Regions from separate parts of the Homo sapiens genome. Here region 1 is linked to region 2. Evidence: chromatin loops called from intact Hi-C (ENCODE). Cell type or tissue: A673. All regions are shown on one strand. Links, peaks and the distances in the headings refer to the core of each region. The heading gives the core; the rest is flanking DNA. Region 1 overlaps LOC101927314 (a long non-coding RNA gene). Region 2 overlaps POU3F2 (POU class 3 homeobox 2).

Region 1 (2,825 bases), core at 268-2,767, 1.4 Mb after region 2:
TTCCAACACTGCAACTACAATATAAGTTGTGAGGATACGGAAAGAGGGATTTTCAGACCTCAGAAACTTTGAGACACAAAAGAATTGTCAAAAAAAAAAAAAAAAAACAAAAGGAGAGCATTCTCTGAGGAAAAAAATAGGAAAAAAATTAAAGATTTTATTTACCAGATTTCTCAAGTGTTTGAGACAAAAGCTAAGAATAGCATTTAACTGATATTTTCAGTTATTATTTGCATTAAACATACTTTCGTATGTCAACATTTTATTAAAAAGTAAGACTTTTAAGGATTAATTTAATATTTCCCACATGTTGTATGGCAAGGTTGATGTCTTCAGGTGAATTATCGATGACACAGATTTCTCAGAAAATGAAAATCAAATGCATTCTCAGTCTCTAGAGTAGTTTGGTATTAAAATTGTTAAGTCACACATAGATAAATTTACTCATCACTTTATTGCTATATTTCAAAAACTCCTTGGATAGTTTAAGACTATGCCAACACATTTTTAAAAATTAGCCATAGTTATAAAAGATTTTTATGAACTAATCAACTGAACAAATTATTTTCATATATGTTATGGTGAAAAAGTGGCTTGTAATCAAAATCCAACTCCGCCTCTCAATAGCACAGGCACACTGTGCATGCCATCTAATTTTTCTGTAAATCAATATATTTATTTAGAAATTTAATAATATTAACCCATCTGGCTTTATTGTCTTCTCAAGATTATTGTGAAGATTAAACATGGCAAAATGCATTAGAAATTGCAAAGCAATATATCAGCATATCTATTATGTTATTTTGTATATGTCATAATGGTCAATTAAAATAAATTATTTACAAGAAAACTGGAAATTTATTATCTTATCCAAATGTCTTGTGTGGACTATGAGTGCATCCAGCTCAGCATTCTGCCATTAACTCAGAATCCTATAAAGTGGCAGTGATGAAAAAGACATACTCTACAAGAAAACTCATCTAGCAAGTTGGCTGACCACTCACCAGTTATAAGGAAGTTGAAATTTTGGAAAAATAAAAGTTGAGAGTTTGAGAGAGAAGTGTAAGATCTGGGAAAGGAAGTGGGACAACGTAAGTAAATCAAGAATGTTTGGGTGATTTATATTATACTACCGTTGTATGTTTGCCCAGCAAGGATTTTTTTTTAAACCAACTCTCAAAAAATTATTCACCCTTTAAAAATTTTGACTATACGATTCAATCTGCTTTCCAACCAGTAATGCTCAATGGTCTGACAGTTTTTTTTAAGTATAAAAGGCATTTACAACTGAACTGCATTGAAGTTCTTTCCCCTATTTCTTACACCACATCCAGTTAATTGCTCTTTAACATGCTAACAGAAGGATAAGCTGGTACATAATAATTCAGGCATGCACCGATCCTATAATGCCAGGAACTCAGAAGCAGCATGAGAAAACATCAGATTTTTGGCATGTGGGCTAGATGTTTAAATCTGCATAGATTCGAGCCAATTAGACTTGTCAGACTCCAATCCAGTTGAGAGTGACCCCTGATGGTGGAAAGACATGTGGGACAAGCCACAGAAAAGCTTGCAAATGTCAGAGAGGCCAAAAGGTGCCCCACTGGCCTCAAAACTATTAATTAGCAACCAGCAAAAGCACTACCAAAGAATCGCTGCCCCAGCACTCCTCCTCCAGAGGTTGCTGCTACTCGGCCTCATTATCATCTGGATGGAAAACAACACCCTTTCCTGGGAGCTCTCGGCAACACTCTTATTGATTAAGTTCCCACAGTGTTAAATCATTCTGTAGCTTTCACTCCAATCTTCCCACCCCTGAATAATAAAACCTTCAAAGGATTTACTGGGATGGAGAGGGAAGTGGGGGCACAAGGAGAGAAGCACTGCAACATACTGTTTATATAGTGCCCACAGTGTCAGCATAAATCAGATCCCAGGAAGCGTTTAAAAGACAACATGCAAAATGAAGTTAATCTGAATTTTCTCTTGTACTTACTAAGGTATGATTTCCTTTAAAAATATATATATTTCAACTATTTCTAAGTCATGTATGCCAAGTAAAATCATGACACTAAATAATATTTCTGCAAGTTCTCAGTGATCTTATTTGATTGGGAGATCACAAATGTCTGATAGACAAATGCCTATTCCAATATGAATAGCAAAATATTTCAAGGGGGTAGAGATGGAAGCAAAAAGCCAGAGCCATAACTTGAATCCCATGAGAAAAAATATTTGCATAAACTTTCACTCCAAATAACTTATTCTTTTTTTCAGTTACAGAGTATTTCTATTCAAACACAGAGGAAAGCAAGAAAATAATGTCAGTGATGTGATAGATTCACTTATTTAATTCATATTGTACAATACTGAACATCAGTTTTTTCACCTGTAAAATACAGTTTATAACTGCCTTGCAGAGTAAATGTGAGGATTAAATAAGAGTTACATACAGTAAGTGCTCAAAAAAGTATAATTGCTATAGTTATTATCCTTAGTACTATAAAGCAAATCACCAGTAACTTGCTTGTTCTCCAAAGCAAACCGTTTCATCCATTGGATCTGCTTGAAGCAATACATCTACACTCCAAGTTATTTCCAATTTCCCACAGAGAAATAATAAAATAAATGTTAAGTGGATATAAAAGATCTATATTTATTTGTGGTTTCTCAGCTAGCTGTCCCTAATAAACTGCATGACTCTGATTCAGAAGGACCATAGCTTTTGCCAAAATAGTGAGAGACATATTCAAGGGAAAAGAGGGTATCTAAGTTAGACAGAGAGGAGATCTAAGTTGGACAAACTTGGGTCCAAGTTCATGTTG
Region 2 (2,785 bases), core at 286-2,785:
TTAACTTTTCTTCTTTTAAAGGAGGGAACAAATTTCCCAGTTTCCCACCAAACACCAGAAAAATGTTAAAATATTCATTGTTTCCTTATCTCCTTATCAGCCAAGCAAGGCCTTAGGAAAATGAAAAAAGCCATTTTCTGGTACCCTCATGCCTGCCTGATAAGGAGGCATTAAAATAACACAGGACCAGTTCTGAAAACCTGGGTCAGTTAATTCCATGATTTGTTAGCTGGGTGGCAGGCCCCTGCCACTTTTGCCTTGTTTCCCATCCTGAATCAAATGGTGGGAATAGGTAGCAGAAGCCCTGATTCTTTCCTATGGCCATCTGCCCCTTGTTAAAAGAATATGCATCATTGAAAAGTAAACTTTCCTAAACAGGGAAAATGTTTATAAAAAACTTAGTTGTACATTCCATTTAGTTATAATATCAAGATTCATAGTACTCCAAGATGCATCTTTTTCTTTCATTTTAAATAAACACTGTCCTTTGCCCTACTCACTGAAATATACAAGCAGACCCAAAGAATCACTTTTACCTTTGACCCTCACTTCACCAGCCTTCTTTCTTTTTCTGTACAAGTTCCATTCTTTGCCTGATTTTTAAACTTGTGTTGAAATTCAATAGAATGTAGAACAGAGTTCTATAAACTGTTTGAAAATTCAACCAAGACAAATCACAGAGACTAGTGATAGAAAGATAATTTAACCTGGCTCCCCAGCACTACTCAAACTGCCTCCAAAGTAAGGCAAGTGAAAAGCAAATGAATGCAGCATATAGACATACGTGCAGGTACCAATGCACCCAAATGCCACCCCCTCCCCCATTGCTGCTGTTGCATCTCTTTATTAGTTGCTTTTGAAAAAAGAAGGTAGATGAGTGTCTTTACCAAAGCCATTTCACCAGAAATTTTGCCAACCAGTGTGTGGCCTCCACTGGTAGGAGCAGGAAGGGAAGAGGAAGAGAACAGTGCTTTTGTTGCTACCATCTGAAATATAAAGGCGGCTACTTCGTGGGAACCGAGAATGTTTAGGACGGCCAAACGTAATATTATTTGTGGCTATTCCCTCCATCTGACCTTCACATAACTCTTTTTCACATGGTCATTTCTCCCCCATATTATTACATAAATTTTACAAGTAACATATTTTGAAGAAACACAGGAGGTCTTTGGGATAGCTGTATTCTGCATTGTCTTAGGAGAAAGAAAGGGTTTGTTGTGACGGCTAGCCAACATCTTAGGGGCAACTGCCCCAGAAATTTCTCCCAGTGGCAGTGATGGGGTTTTCCACCTTAGTGTGTAATACATTCCCCAAACCAGTGTGGCAACTATTCGAGTAGCCTTAGGATCTGAACAGAAAGCATGGGTCAAAACCATGGTGTGCACGTTTAACATGTGATGGTTTCCACTCAGCAGCCCCTGTGGCTAAGAACAAAAATGCCTTCTCAAGGTCCACTAAAATGCCCTGCAGAGGGCAGATGCTGCTTGTTTTCTGCCTGCAGTGGAGGAGAATATTGACCCAGAACTCAAATCTATACCCAGCTTAAACATTTTACCCATCAGCATATCTGCGGTCACAAAACACTTCTTCTTTCTGTCGCTTCTCATTCAGACTATTGATAAGATCATTTGGTGGAATCTGTTTGAGACCCATGTAATATTGACTAGGAGTTAGAAAAGATGATCAGATGTAATAAGCCCAGAAACTACTTTTCAAAATGGACATTTATACTTAAACCAATGTTCCAAGGAGGGCTTTAAATACATCAGCAAACTTGTAAACTGATCCAACACTGCTTGAAATTCTCACTAACCTTAAAACGGATTTTGGTACTGTTTCATCTAAGATTGTCTGAAACAATCTGTTATTAGCATCACGGCTTGAATCTCTCCCATATGTTCTTTTTTTTTCTTTACTTGCTTTAAAGCCCATTTGTATGCCTAATGAAAAATAGACACAATTGTATAAACCATTGTAAAATTCATCTTTTTATGCAAACCAAACAGGAATAATGTATAGGATCTACTTCTAATCATTTAGTAAACTCACAATAGTATACTATCAGGGTTATTCTTTGTTAAGAGATATTTGTAAATTATTAAAAATAATAATCTACTAAATCCTGCTTTTCTGTAGATCCCAAATTATTTGAGGACCTATGGGTAGAGATCAAAGTCCACCTAGTTCCACTGATGTTCTCCAAAACAGCACAATCGAATAAGGTATAGTTAACCTGGAAAGAAGATGCAGGCATATCTGCATATGTTTAAAGGGGACAAACATCTCTTTGTAGGACCATGAAATGGCAAGCAAATTGAAGCTCAAACCCAATGACCATTTCAATTTAATGCTACAGGCATAGTGACTGAAAGATTTGGGACTGATAGTTTTTGCAAAGTAAAGTGAATTAGACCAGTAGTCTCCATTAAAAAAAAAAAAAGCCTCTGAAAGTTATGAACATCAAATCTGGCAGTATATGCATAAAATTTATTCCAAAACTTTATGAAGTATAAAGGAAGGGAAGTGTTTTACACACAACTCAACTCAGTCAATTTAAGGTCTAGGGTTTTCCCCCCTTAAAACTTGGCACTATCTTTAAAAATAAAATAAAGATATTTCAATAATTAGAACAAACTATGAAGGTATTGTGCATTTCTGTTTTATGTAGATAATAAAATATTACTTTAACATAAATATATAAGGATCTCTGCGTTTTTATTTTCCCCACAAGCACAACCAAATGTACCAAAACAAAGTATTTTTTAAGAGACTGAACAAAAAAATT

Evidence for each region. Hi-C counts contacts between places; a loop is a spot of excess contacts. Peaks named below come from ENCODE experiments on the same cell type or tissue, not always from the same donor. Only the 100,000 strongest peaks of a DNase experiment are listed, where the experiment ranks them.
Region 1: a loop joins it to region 2, with 4 times the contacts of the local background. A loop is called at or near these places in 1 of 110 quality-filtered maps.

The regions. Positions count from the first base shown.
Region 1 is chr6:97,465,112-97,467,936 of GRCh38, reverse strand. All of the region lies in intron 1 of LOC101927314 (a long non-coding RNA gene), which reads right to left. Among named protein-coding and RNA genes, the nearest start is that of MMS22L, 180 kb to the right of the region's middle. RefSeq lists an enhancer at 1-2,825. In A673, for the core only: a CTCF peak has its summit at 1,562 (motif pointing left); a DNase peak (open chromatin) is centred at 1,426; H3K4me3 peaks cover 1,127 bases; H3K27ac peaks cover 2,500 bases.
Region 2 is chr6:98,838,649-98,841,433 of GRCh38, reverse strand. It overlaps POU3F2 (POU class 3 homeobox 2), which reads right to left. Exons shown (of 1, transcript NM_005604.4): 1 at 1,976-2,785. Among named protein-coding and RNA genes, the nearest start is that of POU3F2, 5.5 kb to the right of the region's middle. In A673, for the core only: a CTCF peak has its summit at 1,480 (motif pointing right); a DNase peak (open chromatin) is centred at 1,473; H3K4me3 peaks cover 1,134 bases.